3 separate regions of the Homo sapiens genome follow, and regions 1 and 3 are each linked to region 2. Evidence: read pairs that join two places in POLR2A ChIA-PET (ENCODE). Cell type or tissue: OCI-LY7. All regions are shown on one strand. Each heading gives the region's core, and the rest is flanking DNA. Links, peaks and the distances in the headings are about the cores only. Region 1 overlaps RAB1A (RAB1A, member RAS oncogene family). Region 2 overlaps LOC124907779 (a long non-coding RNA gene). Region 3 overlaps RAB1A (RAB1A, member RAS oncogene family).

What was found. Peaks named below come from ENCODE experiments on the same cell type or tissue, not always from the same donor. Only the 100,000 strongest peaks of a DNase experiment are listed, where the experiment ranks them.
Region 1: POLR2A ChIA-PET joins it to region 2 with 5 read pairs; 6 of 35 experiments call an interaction of 5 or more read pairs at or near these places.
Region 3: POLR2A ChIA-PET joins it to region 2 with 8 read pairs; 3 of 35 experiments call an interaction of 5 or more read pairs at or near these places.

The regions. Positions count from the first base shown.
Region 1 is chr2:65,112,264-65,118,996 of GRCh38, forward strand. The region is part of intron 1 of RAB1A (RAB1A, member RAS oncogene family); the gene reads right to left. Among named protein-coding and RNA genes, the nearest start is that of RAB1A, 14 kb to the right of the region's middle. In OCI-LY7, for the core only: a CTCF peak has its summit at 4,572; no DNase peak of the experiment used is centred there.
Region 2 is chr2:65,205,684-65,212,416 of GRCh38, forward strand. The region is part of intron 1 of LOC124907779 (a long non-coding RNA gene); the gene reads right to left. It also overlaps the pseudogene VDAC2P5. Among named protein-coding and RNA genes, the nearest start is that of ACTR2, 19 kb to the right of the region's middle. In OCI-LY7, for the core only: no CTCF peak of the experiment used is centred there; DNase peaks (open chromatin) are centred at 2,178, 3,008 and 3,348; H3K4me3 peaks cover 1,612 bases; H3K27ac peaks cover 2,385 bases.
Region 3 is chr2:65,103,444-65,110,176 of GRCh38, forward strand. It overlaps RAB1A (RAB1A, member RAS oncogene family), which reads right to left. Exons shown (of 6, transcript NM_004161.5): 2 at 1,291-1,363. Among named protein-coding and RNA genes, the nearest start is that of RAB1A, 23 kb to the right of the region's middle. In OCI-LY7, for the core only: no CTCF peak of the experiment used is centred there; no DNase peak of the experiment used is centred there.

The DNA.
Region 1 (6,733 bases), core at 742-5,741, 93 kb before region 2:
CAGCCTCCCTAGTAGCTGGGATTACAGGTGTGTGCCACCATGCCCAGCTAATTTTTGTATTTTAGTAGAGATGGGGTTTCACCATGTTGGCCTGGCTGGTCTCAAACTCCTGACCTCAAGTGATCCACCTGCCTCAGCCTCCCAAAGTGTTGGGATTATAGGCATAAGCCACCGTACCCAGCCACTTATGATATTTTTAAACAATATGAGAGACATTTCATGTTTTCTCAAGTTAAATCTAATCACAAATTGGGCTGGGTTTGTAAAATAAAGCTGCTTTTGAGGTACAAGTATTTCTATTAGTGAAAAATTCTGTTGAACTGCTTGAATTTTATAATACTACGAGCAGATATTTTATTTTAATTTAAAAAGTTCACTCTATGAGAAAGCTAAAAACAGTTAAGGTAAGAATGGCATAGAATAAGCCTGGACAGAAAGGAGGAGGCTGAGAGAAATTAACAGTAGGCTTTAACAACTGGATGGTGGGCATGAAATACAGCAACAAGAGAAAAATTATTTTTGCTATCAGTTTTTCCTATAAGTCAACTTTTGGTCTACTTTCGCAATATTGGAGGTTCCAACAATAAAACAAAAGCAATAAGGTACAGTAAGGACGAGTTTTATTCTACTCAGTTTGCATGAAGTTAAATGACTGATGACAGGGCCAGGCACGGCAGCTTGTGCCTATTAATTCCAGCACTTTGGGAGGCTGAGGCTGGAGGATCATTTGAGCCCAAGAGTTCCAGACCAGCCTGGGCAACATAGAGAGAAGCCCCATCTCTTAAAGAAAATTAAGGAAAAAATGATCAATGACAGGATATGTGGATTTTTGCTAACATTAGAATTGTCTTTTGCTTAACAGATGGGGAAAAATTGAACTATACATTCAATTACAAATCAGCAAGAGGGCCCACCCCAGAACCCTTGTTTCAAATTTCAGTTTAGAGTTCAATTTCCATTATTTGTTTGCGTGCAAAAATGGCATCGGTACATATATGTACATTTATGATCTGAACATAGTCTTGATGTCCGCTGATGTATGTACCTACGCCATTTTTGTATGCAAGCACTACCATTTTCTATGCCTTTAAAAAAAGCCTGGTGCAGTGGTGCACACCTGTAGTCCCAGCTACTTAGAAGGCTGAGGCAGGAGGGTAACTTGAGCCCAGGAGTTCAAGGTTGCAGTGAGCTAGGAATAGAACCATTGCACTCACTCTAGCCTAGGCAACAAGAGTGAGACCCCCATCTCTAAATAAATAAAATAAAAAATATAAAAATTAAAAGTCACTACTGTGAAAGCATGGAACAATATTCTTTAAATAAAAAGTTAGAAAAACAGATTTTCAGTTCAAAATTCTATTTAGGTAAAATTCTTTTCTTGCCTAAAGTACAAAGTAGAGGATGAATCAGCTTGTTTCTGAATCTAAAATGCTACTGGAAATTCTAAAACCTCCAAAATAACACTGTTATGTGAAAGGAATATAGAATTTTTTAAAGTATAACCTCATTTTTGTTTTTTAAAAAATCTTTTGAGGGGCTGGGCATGGCTAGCTCATCTCAGCACTCTGAGAGGCTGGAGCAGGAAGTCTAAACTGTAGGACTATAATGGATTGACGGTTTCTTCTTTATACCTTTTTAACAACCTGCAGTAAGCTTGTATGACTTTTATAACCAGAAATAAAAAATGTTATTTGAAAGGAGGAGAAAAGCGTTTTATTCAATGACTTAACACCCTTACAAATATGTTCAGCATATGTCAGCACAGCACACCTATCATAACACAAATTACTTCTAAGTAGGTAGAGTAGGTCAGGTTGTAAACAGACAGCAATGGCATACTCCCAATACAGCCACAAGTATATGAAGTTAAATTCTGGGTTAAATGAGAATATACTGTTTTCTTCTTTCATGAAATAAAATTTAGATTCTCAGACAAGGTTCACATGTCAATGAACACTTTACAAAAGAAAGCTGATTGACATTAACCCAACTTTCAACATTCCACCCTTTGGAAACATGCTAAGGAAGAAAAAAAATCTAACAGCAGAGAACTATAGTGTATAATTGTATTTGTACAAACAGAAATACAAATACAAATTTATAAAAACAAATATAAATTTTATAATATCAGCTGTAAGTACCTTAGAAAAGGCCTATTTATAAAGTTCAATGGAAACTAAATTCATTCTCTTTCATCTAGAATGGATTCATTTGCATGACAGGAATTCTTATGGTTTAAATGTATCCTCCAAAGTTCCTGTGTTAGATACTTAATCCCCAATACAACAGTTTAAGGGGGGCCGGGCGCGGTGGCTCACGCCTGTAATCCCAGCACTTTGGGAGGCCGAGGCGGGTGGATCATGAGGTCAGGAGATCGAGACCATCCTGGCTAACAAGGTGAAACCCCGTCTCTACTAAAAAAATACAAAAAATTAGCCGGGCGCGGTGGCGGGCGCCTGTAGTCCCAGCTACTCGGGAGGCTGAGGCAGGAGAATGGCGTGAACCCGGGAGGCGGAGCTTGCAGTGAGCCGAGATTGCGCCACTGCAGTCCGCAGTCCGGCCTGGGCAACAGAGCGAGACTCCGTCTCAAAAAAAAAAAACAAAAAAAAAACCAGTTTAAGGATGCAGAGCCTAATGAGAGGTGATTAGGTCACAAGGGCTCTGCCCTCATGAATGGATTAATGCATTCTCTCAAAAGTGGGTTAGCTATCTCTGGAGTCACTCTGTTATAAAAGTGAGTTCAAGCCCCTTCTTGCTCTCTGTCTTGACATACTCACTTGCCTTTCCACCTTCCACCATATGATAACACAGCACAAAGGGCAGAACCATGCTCTTGAAGTTCCCAGCCTCCAGAACCACAGGCCAAATAAACTTCTACTGTTTATAAATTACCCAGTCTGTGCTATTCTGTTATAGCAGCAGAAAACAGACTAAGACAGAAATGTTATTTTATCTTCTTCTAAATGTCTTATTTGAAAATAGCATAAAACTAAGCTCACATATCAAATTTAAAACAAAATCCTGATATACTGGCCAATAAATCTTAAGGGAAAATTATCAAGACTACTAAACTACATACTATTTTAATAACCTTTAGGGGGTGAAACAATAAAAACTTCAGCTGCAATGATCATGATTGACATAAATTTTTCTTCTTCACTCACTTTAAGTATGCTCCACAGAACACAATTCAAAACCAACCTTCAGGTTGAAACACTTACTCCTTGCTGGAGACAAGAGGTAAGAACTTTTAGTTAGTTCATATGCTTCTGTACTGTGAATTTTACAGTGAGCACATATTATTCCTATAATTTAAAAAAAATTAAACAATCCTTCAGCTGTGGACAAAGCAGCCTGTCAGTCAATATAAATGATCAATGTGACCAATTACCAGAAATCTGAGAGGGCAATGGTCTTTTCTCCAAATTTAAAGAAATAGTCAAGCAATTAAAAAAAAATGCTTCCATTCAGATGAACCATCTTAAAAAAAATTGTTCCCATAATCAACCACTAAAATTACATGTTTTTCTTTGGTATTTAGAGACAATAGATTAATTTTCCAGGTTCCAATATAGTTCTGTTTAGAACAGTATTCTAAAAATTCAAAGCTGGCCAGGTGCAGTGGCTCATGCCTGTAATCCCAGCATTTTGGGAGGCCGAGGTGGGTGGATCACTTGAGGCCAAGAGTTCAAAACCAGCCTGGCCAACAAGGTAAAACCCTATCTCTACTAAAAATACAAAAATTAGTTGGGCGTGGTGGTGGGCACCTCCAGTCCCAGCTACTAAGGAGGCTGAGGCAGGAAGAATTGCTTGAACCTGTGAGGCAGAGGTTGCAGTGAGCTGATATCACGCCACTGCACTCCAGCCTGGACAACAGAGTGAGACTCCATCTCAAAAAAATAAATAAATTAAATAAAATAAAAATAAAAATTCAAAGCTGAAATGCTGAAAGAAATTTGGGTAGTACCAAAGGAAGCAGCAAGTGACACAAGATGACAAAAGGGTAGACAGTCTTTAATATGCATACAAGTATTTGCTGAAAAACACACCAAGAACGGGGTGTCAACGTTCTCTACCTCCTTACCTCTCAAAGCCTGCATGGGTTTGGACCTGGAAGACCCGTACTTGAATTGAGGCTCTACTGCATACCAGCCATAGGATCTTGGTGCAAGTTATTCACTTACCACCATGAGCCTCAATTTCCTCATCTATAAGGTTCAATTAGCACCCACTACCACCCAATTAGGCTTCTTGTCAGGATTACAAATCACGTTTCTGAAACATCTAGCACATACTGTCTGGCACATACAGAAGCACAGTAAGTGGCCATTGTTATTTCTCCTTCCTCCCAGCAAAACCATGAGATAACAATACAAATTTCAGAGGTTCAGACAAAAACTTCAAAATTATTTATCCAAGGCTTCTGTTCAGATTATCAGTGACAAAGGAACACAGGAGTTTACATATATAATCTAAAGTTAAAGTTTAAAAATTGCCAACTAATAGTTGTAAGTACTATGATCATACAAGTCACAACTCCCAAAGCCTAGCAATGCATAAAACAGTAACATGCTCTGCAGCAAGTGTGCCCTCTACAGCAAGAGAAGGCAGCCCTCTGCTTCATTTGCTTTTCATAGAAAGACATCCATGACCTCTAAGTCTCCAAGTTTAAATATATAGCAAGACAGAAAAACTGAGAATGGATACAATTAATTTCAACCCAAGATGTGAAGGGTAAAGTTAAAAGCCCATTTATAAATAATACATACCTCACAAACCCTTCTTAAATCCTTCCCCCACCCCCACCCACCACCACCACAGAGACAGGGTCTTGCTATGTCACCCAGGCTGAAGTGCAGTGGTGCAATCACAGTTCACGGCAGCCTCCAACTTCTGGGCTCAAGCAACCCTCTTGCCTCAGCCTCTTGAGTAGCTGGGACCACAAGCACACCAACCACACCTGGCTATTTTTTATTTTTAGTTTTTTAGAGACAGGGTCTTCATATGCTGCCCAGGTCTCAAACTCCTGGCCTCAGGCAATCCTCCCACCTCAGCCTCCCAAGTGGTTGGGACTACAGGTGCACACTACCATGCCCAGCTAATTTTTAAATTTTTTGCAGAAAGGGGATCTTACTAGGTTGCTCAGGCTGATTTGAACTCTTGGCCTTAAGCAATCCTCCTGCCTCAGCCTCCCAAAGTGCTGGGATTACAGGCATGAGCCACCACATCAGGCCTCCAACCATGAATTCGTAAAGTAACTGACCACAAAATGTTAGTGCCTAATTACTTGACTAAAATTTTAAATTCTTTTTTTTGTGTGTGAGATAGGCTCTCACTCTGTCACCTAGGCTAGAGTGCAGTGATGCAATGTGGGCTCACTGCAACCTCCACCTCCCAGGCTCAAACGATCCTCCTACTTCAGCCTCCTGAGTAGCTGGGACCACAGGCGCGTGCCACCACGTCCAGCTAGTTTTTTTTTTTTTTTTTGGTAGAGATGAGGTTTTACCATGTTGCCCAGGTTGGTCTCAAACTCCTGAGCTCAAGTGATTTACCCACCTCAGCCTCCGAAAGTGCTGAGATTACAGGAGTGAGCCACCACAACCAGCCTAAAATGTTAAATTCTTAGAAGTAAGCACATGTAGTAAAGCAGAAACAGCCTATTTGTTGTAGTGGGACATCCAAGCCTTTGAGTTAAAATTCCAATTCAGTTGCTTACTTTGAATGCCCTTGGGCAAGTCATTTAACTCTTCTCTGCCTCTGTTTCCTTGTTTGTAAAACTAGGGCATTTTCTTCATGGGATTATTGTGGCAGTTAAGGGAAATAATGTACACACACAAACTTTCTGTCTGGTGGGAACTCAGTGCTGCTGACCCCACTCAGACAAGCATCAAGTGTTCTGGAGTCCTTCTGGGAGCTCTGTTCCTCTCCAGTTGAATCAACATAACTAAAACTTTCTGTTAACAGAAATTATAGGCCCCTTCCCCAAATCTTTTGCACTATTTTGCCATGCTATTCCGTAAACATATTACAATATTTAACTTGTATTAACTGTTATATTGATTATGCTTGTTTGAACATGAGTCATTTTCTTAATTTGTAAGCAGAGTCCATGTTTTGTAATTTAAAATAAACAACAAAAATTTTAAAAAACAGAAAAAAAAACTCAACTCTTAATATACTCTGATGATAGAGAAAGGCTATTTTCCTTTTTTGTTTGTTTGTTTGTTTTTTTGAGACAGAGTTTTGCTCTGTCGCGCAGGCTGAAGTGCAGTAGCACAATCTCGGCTCACTGCAACCTCTGCCTCCCGGGTTCAAGCAGTTCTCCTGCCTCAGCCTCCCAAGTAGCTGGGACTACAGGCACATGCTGCCACACCCAGCTGATTTTTTGTATTTTAGTAGAGACAGGGTTTCACTGTGTTGCCCAGGCTGGTCTTGAACTCCTGAGCTCAGGCAATCCGCCCACCTCAGCCTCCCAAAGTGCTAGGACTACAGGCGTCAGCCCCCGCACCCGGCCCAAAGGGCTATTTTCTTTACCAAGCCTTCCTCCAAGGTAAAATTCTCCATGTGTGTACCTATGTATATATGTATATACAACCACAAGGAAGATTTGGGTTTTTTAATAAAAAGTTTTTAATGTAGAAAAGGCCAGGTACAGTGGCTCATGCCTGTAATCCCAGCACGTTGGGAGGTCAAAGAGTGAGGATTGCTTGAGCTCAGGAGTTCAAAACCAGCC
Region 2 (6,733 bases), core at 510-5,509:
TAATGTCAATGATGGGACAGAATTTGGAGGATCAATTTATCAGAAAGTTTGTGAAGATCTTGACACTTCAGTAAACCTTGCTTGGACATCAGGTACCAACTGCACTCGTTTTGGCATTGCAGCTAAATATCAGTTGGATCCCACTGCTTCCATTTCTGCAAAAGTCAACAACTCTAGCTTAATTGGAGTAGGCTATACTCAGACTCTGAGGCCTGGTGTGAAGCTTACACTCTCTGCTCTGGTAGACGGGAAGAGCATTAATGCTGGAGGCCACAAGGTTGGGCTCGCCCTGGAGTTGGAGGCTTAATCCAGCTGAAAGAAACCTTTGGGAATGGATATCAGAAGATTTGGCCTTAATATATTTCCATTGTGACCAGCAGCAGGCTTTTTTCCCCCAAGAAGATGATCAAAACAAAGGATGATCTCAACAAGAGCTGTATTTTAAGTATTTAGACAGTTCTTTGTTAGCTGGTTTCTAGTTGAATTGGTTATCTAGTTACCAATGCTGCAGTCCTGCAGTCACCTATACATTATTTAAATGTATTTAACTGTTAAATGCGCTACCCACCAATAATGAAATAGACCTTTATGAAAAAAAAAAGTCTAAGAAAGCTGAAGTTTTTATATTAACATAAGATAAAATAAACCTCAAGACAGGAATACCAGCTGGGTGTGGTCACTCACACTTGTAATCCCAGCACTTTGGGAGGCCGAGGCGGGAGGATCAAGACCAGCCTGGGTAACATAGTGAGACTCAATCTCTACAAAAATAAAAAAAAACTAAAAATAGCCAGGCATGGTGGCACACACCTGTAGTCCCAGCTACTTGGGAGGCTGAGATGGGAGGATCACTTGAGCCTAGGAGCTTGAGGCTGCAGTGAGCTATAACTGTGCCACTGCACTGCAGCCTGGGCAACAGAGGGAGACCCTGTCTTTAAAAAAAAGATAAGATCACCATTGTCAAAATTAATAAAATTGCATACTTTAAATAGATGCAGTATAGTCTTTGCAAATTATTCCTCAATAACATATTTTTAAGGTAAAAGAAAAAATTATTTTAACTTGGGTACTTTACAGTACTATGTTCATCATTAAGTATGATGCTTAAGAAAATTCATGATAATATTTTAAAATGCTTATGTATGTAAATGGAAAAATGAGACACGAAATTATATAATTTCATCTCAATTATGAAAATCAAATCAGAAGAGACATAGAAAAATACTAGAAGAAAATGTTGCCGGGTGCGGTGGCTCATGCCTATAATCCCAGCACTTTGAGAGGCCAAGGCAGGCAGATCACTTGAGGTCAGGAGTTTGAAACCAGCCTGGCCAACGTGGCAAAACCCTGTCTGTACTAAAAATACAAAAATTAGCCGGGTGTGGTCGTGCGCACCTGTAATACCAGCTACTCGGGAGGTTGAGGCAGGAGAATCGCTTGAACCTGGGAGGCGGAAGTTGAAGTAAGCTGAGATCGTGCCACTGCACCCCAGCCTAGGCAACACAGCAAGACCCTGTGTCAAAAAAAAAAAAAAAAAAAAACGAAGAAGAAGAAGAAAAAGAAAAATATTAGAAGAAAATGTATCTAAACTTTAACAGTCGGTAGTAGGTAGGGGGTTATAAAGTCTATTTTTTTCTCTTACTTTTCTGAGCTTCTAAACTCTCCCCATGACATGTTTTCTGTTACTTTTATAATAAAACACCTTACATTTTATTATAAAACTTATTAAACGTATTAAAAATATACCTAGAGAAGAGTAGGATGCACTCCTATATATTTATATCCCAGATTCAATCATCATCGAGATTTTGCCCCATTTGCTGAATCTATCCTTTTTTTCCTGAAGTATTTTAAAGCAAATTCCAGACATCATATCATTTCACCTACAAGTACTTGGTAAGAATCTTTTTTTTTTAATGGATATTTTCTGTCATTACCACAATGCCTTTATAGTACTTACCTAAATTAACAATAATCCCTTGGCATCTTCTAATACCATCTAATCCACATAATCCTACTTTCAAAATTGTCTCTAAATATCTTTTTTTTAGTTGGTTTATTCAAATTCAGGTACAAAAAAGGTCTATATTATTACAATTGGTTGTTTTGTTTCTTAGATTTCTTTCCATTTAGAGAAGATTCCCCCTCCCCGTCGACACACACATGCGCACCTGAGTGCACACACACACATGCACGCACACACATTAATCCTGTCAACGATTTGTTGCAAAAACTGTGTTAACCGTTGTACAGAATATTATGCATTATGGATGTGTGTATTTGCTTCCCTGTGGTATCATTTAACTTATTCCTCTACCCTTTTTATTTCCTCTAAATGGAAGTTACCTCTAAAAATCCAATTTATTCTGGTTCAACATTTTTGGCAGGAATACTTTATAGGTAATGCTCTGAAAACTCTTGTGTTTAAAATAAATATTTATCTCAACATGCCGGAATTAGTCTCAAATCAAGAAGACTAAATTAACCAGAATAAGATTTTAAAAGACTGTTTTAGGTTTAAACATTAAATCGCAAAGTAAAATTGAAGACACCTGGATAAGCATTCGGGAAAGAGACCAGAAAATTTTAACTGAACATGAGTTCAAAATAAGAAAACTGTATGAGCCAGGTGCGGTGGCTCATGCCTGTAATCCCAGCACTTTGGGAGGCCGAGGCAGGCGGATCACGAGGTCAGGAGATCGAGACCATCCTGACTAACAAGGTGAAACCCCACCTCTACTAAAAATACAAAAATTAGCTGGGCTTGGTGGCGGGCGCCTGTAGTCCCAGCTACTCAGGAGGCTGAGGCAGGAGAATGGCGTGAACCCGGGAGGCAGAGCTTGCAGTGAGCCGAGAATGCACCACTGCACTCCAGCCTGGGCAACAGAGTGAGACTCCGTCTCAAAAAAAAAAAAAAAAAAAAAAAAAAGAAAAGAAAACTGTATGATATAATTGGTTAAAGGTAATGCTTCACTGCACTTTTCTAGTATATCCTTTGCAGGTGGTGAAACAGGTTTTTGTTTTTGTTTTTTGGAGAGTCTTGCGTCTTGCTCTATCGCCCAGTGGTGTGGCCTCGCTCACTGCAACTTCTGCCTCCCGGGATCAAACGATTCTCCTGCCTCAGTTTCCTGAGTGGCTGGAATTACAAGCACTTGCCACCATGTCCAGCTTTTTTTTTTTTTTCTTTTCTTTTTGTACTTTTAGTAGAGATGTGGTTTCGTCATGTTGGCCAGGCTGGTCTGGAACTACCAACCTCAAGTGATCTGCCCACCTCAGCCTCCCAAAGTGCTGGGATTACAGGCGTGAGCCTCTACATCCGGCCAATGAAACAGTTTTTTATCCGACTGCTGGAGGCAACCATGTGCTGCAGTGGATAATAATGCAGATGCTGGAGCTGGACATGATAGGTTTGACTAGCTATGTGACCTTTGGCAAGTAAGCTAACTTCTCGGTTTTCTCACCAATCATAGTAATATTACAGTCAGTGCTCAGGAAATATTGACAGCTAGTATTTTTATTACTTCTAGGTCTAAGAAATACTACACTAGAAAAACTTGTATGTGCACAAGTCACATACAAGGATATTCATTGCAGCAAGCTTTATAACAGTAAAAAAAATCGAAATGTTCGTAAGTTGGGGAAGGGATAAATAAAATGTGACATATTAATATAATAGAATCCTATGCAGTATTAGAGGAACTAGTTCTCTATGTATTAGTTTGGATGGATCTCAAAATTGGAATGTTGAGTGAGCAGGCAAGTTTGCAGAATGACACTTTTGGGATGATACTACCTATAGAAAAGACACATACAGCAATCAATAGTATGAATTTTATATAGGAACATATATGCATTTAGTGGATACTTTTCAATTTGGCTTTTTAACTTTTTAATAATTATAAATAAACAGAAATTGCAAAAAATAGTACAGGGAGGTCCCATGTCCCCTTCATTCAGTTTCCCCCAGTGATAATATATTACATAAGCACAGTTCAATATCAAAACTATTAAATTGACATTGATATAATCCACAACCTCAAATTTCATGTTTTATATGCACTCATTTGTGTGTGTACTTCTATGCAATTTTATCATATATGTAACCACCACCACAGTCAAGATACAGAACTGCTTCATCATTGCAAAGATCCCTCATGCTACCTGTTTATAGTCATATCCATCCCACTCCCTGCCTCCCACATCCTAATGCCTGGCAACCACTAATTTGTTCTCCATCTCTATAATTGTGTCACTTCAAGAATGTTATAGAAATGGAAGTATACAGTATGTCAGTATGTAACTTTCTAAGAATGAGTTTTTAAAAAATTTAGCATAATTACTTTGGGATCTATTCAAGTTGTGTGTATCAATAATTTCTTTCTTTTTATTGCTGTATAGTACTCCATGGGATGAGTGTATCACATTTTGTTTAACCATTCATTCATTGAAGGACAAAAACTGGTTGTTTCCAGTTTTTGGTTATTGCAAATAGAACTGTTATGAACATTCATGCATACATTTCCATGTGAATAAATGTTTTCATTTCTCTGGGGTAAATGCCCAATTGTACAGTTGCTGGGTTGTATGGTAAGTGCACATCAGTTGTACAGTTGCTGAGTTGTATGGTAAGTGTTTAGTTTTATAAGAAATGGTATTTTCCACCCTGAGTGTATCGTTTCATAGGCTGACCAGAAATATATGAGAAATACAGTTTCTGTATTTGGTATTTCAATAGCATTTGGCATTATTTTTAAAAATTTTAGTTATTCTAATATTTTAATAGGTATGTAATGGTATATCGTTGTGGTTTTGTTCATTTTTTTGTTTGTTTTGGAGACAGAGTCTTGCTCCATTGTCCAGGCTAGAGTGCACCTTACAGCTCACTGCAGCCTCAATCTCCTGTGCTCAAGTGATCCTCCCACCTCAGCCTCCCGAGAAGCTGGGACTACAGGTGCATACCACCACGTCCAACTAATATTTAATTTTTTTGTAGAGATGAGGTCTCACTATGTTGCCCATGTTGGTTTCAAACTCCTGGGCTCAAATGATCCTCCCACCTCAGCCCCCCAAGTAGCTGGGATCACAGGTGTGAGCCACCATTCCCGGCTAATTTTTTATTTTTTGTAGAGATGGGGTCCTCACTACGTTGTCTGGGCTGGTCTCCAACTCCTGGGCGCAAATGATTTTTCTGCCTTGGCCTCCTGAAGTGCCGGGATTAAAGGTGTGAGCCACCATGCCCGGCCTCATTGTGGTTTTAATTTGCATTTCCATAATGGCTCATGGTGTTGAACCTCTTTTCATGTGCATCTAATGAGTGTTTTTTTAAATGGTCTCTAAGAACTCATCATGACTTAAGGCAATACTACTTCTTGGGAAAGTGAGAGGAAACTGGGAGTGATACTGGGAAGAAAAAGGGACTCATGGTACATCTAAAATGCTCTATATGTTAAAAAGAGAACAAACTTGGCCGGGCGTGGTTGCTCAGGCCTGCAATCCCAGCACTTTGGGAGGCCGAGGCGGGCAGATCACCTGAGGTCAGGAGTTTGAGACCAGCTTGCACAACGTGGTGAAACCCTGTCTCTACTAAGAATACAAAAATTAGTCGGGCGTGGTGGTGGATGCCTATAATCCCAGCTACTCGGGAGGTTGAGGCAGGAGAATATCTTGAACCCGGGAGGCAGAAGTTGCAGTGAGCTGAGATCAAGCCATTGCACTCCAGCCTGGGCAACAAAAGCAAAACTCCATCTCCAAAAAAAAAAAAAAAAAAAAAAAAAACAGAACTGATAAATGTTTGAGGTGATGGATATCCCAATTACCCTGATGTCATCATTATGTATTGCATGTATGCATCAAAATATCATTGTATCCATGAATATGTACAATTATTATGTATCAATTAAAGAAAAAGAAGTAATCCCCCAGGGAGGTTGACAACATAGACCTTAGGCTTCCAAGCCAATGAAAGAGGCAGGATCTGAGCTTAGTTTTACTAGGCTCTATTTTTATTTCCATAAATACACATATTTTTTATTTTAGACTTGTTTGTTAAGCTTCAAGGCCTGAAACAGCTTGTGAAAAAAAGCTCATTCTGTTCCAGGTACACTGCCTTTGGGGGACTTGGCCATGGAATATATTCCTTTTTAATTTTTCATTAGAGATGTAAATTTATCACTGAACACACAAGTCTTCTGTTTGTTCTCTTTCTTTCTTTTTTTTTTTTTTGAGCTAGAGTCTCACTGTGTCGCCCAGGATGGAGTGCAGTGGTGTGAGCTGGGCTCACTGCAACCTCCACCTCCCAGGCTCAAGCGATTCTCGCGCCTCAGCCACCTAAGTAGCTGAGACCACAGGTGTGCACCATTATGCCTAGCTAATCTTTGTATTTTTAATAGAGACAGCGTTTTGCCGTGTTGGCCAGGGTGGTCTCAAGCTCCTGGGCTCAGGTGATCCGCCCACCTCGACCTCCTAAAGTACTGGGATTACAGGTGTGAGCCACCATGCCTGGTCTGTTCTCTTTTCATTTTTTTTTTTTCTTAAACGGTGTCTTGATATATTGCCCAGGCAGGTCTTGAACTCCTGGGCTTAAGCTATCCTCCCACCTCTGCCTCCCTAAGAGCTGGGATTACAGGTATGAGCCACCACACCCAGACTGTTCTCTTTTCAATTGCAAACTATTATATCAGATTTTAATCACAAAATTGAGACTATAGCATATCTTATTTAGGTTAAAGATTTA
Region 3 (6,733 bases), core at 1,085-6,084, 100 kb before region 2:
TTGTTTTTGTTCCTGTGAGGGCACAGAGGTAAAGAATGCCATCACCATGAGTACAATTTGGAGCTTAGCGCTGCCTTGATGTGTACCAAGCCAGCAGCAATTTTACCCACATGCTTTTGTACCAGAGCCAATGTCATCACTGAAAAACGCAAACATCTTTTATATTAGTATTATTACCAAGTAAATATTTCCTTACAAATACTAACATCTTAGTATTATTAGGATATTTTGACCTCATGGGCTACCTGAGAGGGTCTTGGTAACCCCCAGGAGTCTTTGGTCCATGCTCTGAGAAACAATGATCTCTAGAAGGGAAACATGCTAATTTGTTTTTTTATTTTTTTTCTTTTTTTTTTGAGACAGTCTTGCTCTGTTGCCAGGCTGGAGTGCAGTGGCACCATCTCAGCTCACTGCAACCTCCGCCTCCTGGGTTCAAGCGATTCTCCTGCCTCAGCCTCCCGAGTAGCTGGGACTACAGGCGTGTGGCACCACACCCAGCTAATTTTTTGTATTTTTAGTAGAGACGGGGTTTCACCGTGTTAGCCAGGATGGTCTCGATCTCTTGACCTTGTGATCCGCCCGTCTCGGCCTCCCAAAGTGCTGGGATTACAGGCGTGAGCCACCGCACCTGGCCAGGAAACATGCTAAATTTAAAGGTAGTTGATAAAGACTATGAAGGACACTGTGGATTCTGTTAAGTCAAAAGTCCTTTATCTGTCAGCTTCAGCATTTAGAACTATGCCATTGGCCAACGAAGTTTGTCCAAGACCCTACTTTTTCTTTTATTAACTTTTTTTTTCAGAGACAGAGTCATGCTATGTTGTCCAGGTTGGTCTCAAAACTCCTAGACTCAAGTGATCCTTCCACCCTCAGCACCCTGAGTAGCTGAGACTGCAGGCATGATCCACTGCGTCACCTGGCTCTGCTTTTTCTTCTTATTCTACTAAAGTTTAATTTAAAGATTTATTTTCATCAAGTCGCTTTCAACACAGGCCACCAACTACCCCTTTAACTTGCTGCCTATATTGGAACTGCTGTTTGACTCTGACCAAAAGTATTAGACATTCTGACTTTATAACCATACTTCACTGAATTTCTTTTAAGAGCAACAATATTTTTCTATTTAACAGTCCAAGATACCACTGGGGATGTATATTTGGAGTCTTTAAATATATAAATTCTGGAAGAATTAACTTATTCTGAATAAAACTGTTTAATTTTATCTACCTAGAAAACATACATAGCATTAATTGTACCATTAATTGTAAAGACATTTCAATTTCAACTTACTGCAAACCTAAGAAGAAGGCAAGACTTTCCAACCCCTGAGTCGCCAATCAGAAGTAACTTGAATAAATAATCACTGCAAAAAGAAAAAGAAAATGATGTTAATAAAAAGCACACTGCATTGCTATAAGCTATACAAAAACAAAAACACAGCTACAAATAACAACTCACTGTGAAGACTACATCTCCTATAAAGCCCATGCATGGCTTAAGCCAAAACTGCAAACAGCCACAGCCCTTCTGACAGATCACTAAACATGATAAAATTATGTAAAAAGTAGGCAATGCCACCTATGATCTCTAACATCAGTGAACTTCCACTTAAAAAGAAAGAAGGAAAAGAAAAATAAGTGATACGCACTCTTGGACTGCCCAAGATACTTAAAACATTCTAAATAAATCCCACTCCTCTATAGTATTAGAATACAGAAAGGTAACTTTTCATTGTTTTTGCCCATGAAATATTAGTCTCTCCTTCAAATTCTAAGATCAGGCCAGGCGCAGTGGCTCACACCTGTAATCCCAACACTTTGGGAGGCTGAGGCAGGCAGTTCACTTGAGGTCAGGAGTTCAAGACCAGCCTGACCAACATGGTGAAACCCCGTCTCCATTAAAAATACAAAAATTAGCTGGGCATGGTTGCGCATGCCTGTAATCCCAGCTACCTGGTAGGCTGAGGCAGAAGAATTGCTTGAACCCAGGAGGCAGAGGTTGCAGTGAGCCGAGATCGTGCCACTGCATTCCAGCTCCAGCCTGGGCAATAAGAACGAAACTCTGTCTCAAAAAAAAAAAAAAAAAAAAAAAAAAAAATTCCAAGATCAAATAATTTCATAGCACTCCTCCAATGAAGGGGTTCTCACGATCCTTCTCTAGCATCCAGCTTGAATTCTCCCGTCAAAACAATGTTCATATAACTTCTGAAAGCCCATATTATAAACTAGAAATGTGATAAATTCACAGGCTGTTTATCCAAGTGCAAAACTTGACTAACACTCTACACTTGTATTAAAGCATTTTTCAGAACCATTGAAAACCAAGCTTTTTTTTTTTGAGACGGAGTCTTGCTCTGTCACCCAGGCTGGAGTGCAGTGGCGCGATCTCGGCTCACTGCAACCTCCAACTCCCTGGTTCAAGTGATTCTCCTGCCTCAGCCTCCCGAGTAGCTGGGATTATAGGCATGCGCCACCACGCCCAGCTAATTTTTGTATTTTTAGTAGACACGGGTTTCACCGTGTTGGCCAGGATGGTCTCGATCTCCTGACCTCATGATCTGCCCGCCTCAGCCTCCCAAAGTGCTGGAATTACAGGTGTGAGCCACCGCACCCAGTGATAAAACAAGGCTCTCTTTATGTATCTCTAACATTGCCAGGCCTAACTCAAAAACTATCCCCAGAGATTCCTTCATGGAACTAAGACAACATTATTATTCACCCACAGTCTCCAAGGAAATCCCTCATAGATCCTTCCCAACTCAGACACCAGTTCTATGCATTCTTTTAAGCAATTTCAAAAGGACAAAAACCTTAGAATTTATATATCGTTTTTGTAGAAGATATACATGATTTTGTATTTTGTCCTTTTTGATTTACTTTCAAAAATATGCTAAAGTGAAAACCACGTCACAATTTAGATTAAAATTATTTACATGTAAACAAGACATAAAACTTATTTTTTTTGTTTTAATTGCACTGCCAAAGAAGAGAGGATATAAAACTTCTATAAGCGATTATCTTTGTGAATATTCAACTATTACGTAGGTTTACATAATGATATGCATTACTTAAAACATTGTTTGGGTTTTAGCAAATTACCATATTATACTTATTGTTATACTTATTGTCTTTAATTATATATGAGGAAAATAATTTTTTAAAAATCCCAAGTGCCAGTCAGCAGCAAAATAGAAGTCAGAGAAGGAAACAAAAATCTTCTAAACAAGTAAATCAGAAGAGGGGACTGAAGCATAGAATGAACTAGACATCCTTTCCAGTTTGAGATTTTAAAATTTTTAAAAAGATCGCTATTGTAGAATATTATCCTTAATAAATGATTGATACCTAATACCAACAATTTGTACTTGGCAGTTCAGCTGGCTGACTTTACTACTATTGATAAGGTTCCTTCTTAATTAAACCAAATATTCTTCTTTCTTTTTTTGAGACAGAGTCTTGCTCTGTTGCTCAAGCTAATTTTTGTACTTTTAGTAGAGACGGGATTTAGCCATGTTGGTCGGGCTGGTCTCCAACTCCTGATCTCAAGTGATCCACCCGCCTTGGCCTCCCAAAGTGCTGGGACTACAGGTGTGAGCCACCATGCCTGGCCCCAAATATTCTTTTTTTGTTTGTTTGTTTTGAGACAAGAGTCTCGCTCTGTTGCCCAGGCTGGAGTGCAGTGAAGCAATCTCAGGTCACTGCAGCCTCCACCTCCCAGGTTCAAGCAATTCTCCTGCCTCAGCCTCTGAAGTAGCTGGGATTACAGACATGTGCTAACACACCCAGCTAATTTTTGTATTTCTAGTAAAGACGGGAGTTTCATCATGTTGGAGGCTGTTCTCAAGCTCCTAACCTCAGGTAATCTGCTCACCTCAGCCTCCCAAAGTGCTGGGAGTACAGGCATGAGCCACCGTGCCTGGCCCCAAATACTCTTAAGAATACTGAACACTGAACATTAACAATGAGTATATGTTAAGAATTTACCTGTATGAAGAAAGGAAGACTATCACAGCATTGATACTACCATAGTAGGTTGGTTTTTTGGGGGGTGTTGTTTTTGTTGTTAGACAGTCTCACTCTGTCGCCCAGGCTGGAGTGCAGTGGCTCGATCTCGATTCACTGCAACCTCTGCCTCCAGGTGTTCAAGTGATTCTCAGGCCTCAGCCTCCTGAGTAGCTGGGACTTAGTAGGGAGGTTTTTAAACAGAAGTTTCAACACAACAACTGGACTCAATGTACCAATCTCCCTGAACTCCACGCCAGGCATCCAGTAAACACTCAAAAACATTCCCTGAATTTGCTGTACTGGAGCCAGTTGAAGTAAAGGACTGTACTGGGCCTCAGATGTTGCCTGAAGTATCACCTTAAAGATCAACAACCCAGGCTAGGCGTAGTGGCTCATGCCTGAGGTCAGAAGTTCCAGACCACCCTGGCCAATACGGTGAAACCCCATCTCTACTAAAAATACTAAAATTAGCTAGGCATGGTGGTGGGCAGCTTTAATCTCAGCTACTTGAGAGGCTGACCCATGAGAATTGCTTGAACTCAGGAGGTGGAGGTTGCAGTGAGCTCAGATCACACCACTGCACTCCAGCACGGGCAAAAGAGGAGTCTCAAAAAAAAAAAAAAAATCAACAACTCTATTTCAGAGCAACCATAAAGCTTTAAAAAACATGAACGGGGGCCAGGTGCAGTGGATCACCTGAGTTCAGGAGTTCGAGACCAGCCAGGCCAACACGATGAAACCCCGCCTCTACTAAAAATACAAAAATTAGCTGGGTGTGGTGGCAGGCGCCTGTAATCCCAGCTACTCGGGAGGCTGAGGCAGGAGAATTGCTTGAACCCAGGAGGCAGAGGTTGCAGTGCGCTGACATCACACACTCCAGCCTAGGCAACAAGAGCAAAACTCCATCTCAAAAAAAAAAAAAAAGAAAGAAAGAAACATGAAGGTTTCCTAATTGCACTACAAGTTACATTATGGTTTCAAGAAATTAATAGTCAATTCTTTTTAAATTACCTTTTTCAACCACTACATTTTTTTAAGTTTTACAAATATAACACTCTTATTTTAACGCATTATGGCTGGGCACAGTGGCTCAGTGAGCCTGTAATCCCAGCACTCTGGGAGGCCGAAGCAGGTGGATCACCTGAGGTTGGGAGTTCGAGACCAGCCTGGCCAACATGGTGCAATCCCGTCTTTACTAAAAATACAAAATTAGCCAGGCATGGTAGCGCATGCCTGTAATCCCAGCTACTTGGGAGGCAAAGGCAGGAGAATCACTTGAACCCGAGAGGCGGAGGTTGCAGTGAGTCAAGATCACATCATTGTACTTCAGCCTGGACAATAAGGGCGAAACTCCATCTCAAAAAAACAAATAAAAAAATTATTTATGAGTTTCTAATAATTTAAGGCTTAAATTAAAGCCATTATAAATAATATGAAGAATTGAGTGCTCTGTATAAGACAATCTTTGCAAAAGACTACTGGTTCTCTCGCAAACCATTTGTTTACTAACATGACAACAGTCACATGAGAAAGGCAAATAAAATCAAACCCACAAACTTCCCCACCTCCCCTTATCAAAGACACACACTTGAATAGCGTGATCAGTGACACGTTAACTTGCATTGGGACATTTTAAATTACCTACTACAGAAGTAGTTTATTTCTCAACTGTAAATATACTGAATATTCGTGAGAATTCATTGTTCTGAGTTTGCTTTAAAACGTTTTTATAATTTACAAAACACCACACAGTAAAAATGTTGATAGAAAATATACAAATATAAAATTACAGAGCACAAGGACAGAATTTTGGTACAAAGAGCCAAGACTAATTTAGCAAATGGTAAGACTTTAAATGTATTTATTCTTCATTCCTCATGAATTTGGATCACTAAGTTTTTATCCTACAATAATATAATTTTGACTTAAGTGAAAAAAACTAAATTATGCTAGTTTAGAAACCAATAAAAATTTGGCTGGGCGCGGTGGCTCACACCTGTAATCCCAGCACTTTGGGAGGCCAAGGTGGGTGGATTACCTGAGGTCAGGAGTTCAAGACCAGCCTGACCAACATGGTGAAACCCCGTCTCTACTAAAAAAAAAAATACAAAAATTAGCTCAGCATGGTGGCAGATGCCTGTAATCCCAGCTACTTGGGTGGCTAAGGCAGGAGAATCACTTGGACCCAGGAGGCGGAGGTTGCAGTGAGGAGAGACTGCGCCATTGCACTCCAGCCTGGGCAACAGAGCGAGACTCCATCTCAAAAAAAAAAAAAGAGAAAGGAAAAAAAAGAAACCTATGAAGATTTACAATTGTCACCCTCGTAAATTATTCTAGTAAATCCTATCCACTGTTTCCAGTTCAGAACTTCCTCTAGCTTTTTGTAGTTCTAATCTACTATAACCTCATATTTTCTACCCTCGAGAAGTTTGGGGTCTGTGTTTCTCCACCCTTACGTTTGACATAGCTATCTGTGGGTGTGGAAGGTAAGCTGACTTACTCATCTACGTATACAAGGATCTAGCACTGTGCCTTTTACAAAGCATGTGCTAAGAGATCAGAGAACATTTTAGTTTTACATTTTTAATCAGGCCTCTTTCGTTGTGAGATACAGCTACAGAAAATTTGTGCCATCCTTGATTAACATTTTTGGCCAAAATATTAGGGGGAAAAAATGATGACAGCACCTCATGTTAAAAGGATACAGGAGCCGGTCGGGCTTGGTGGCT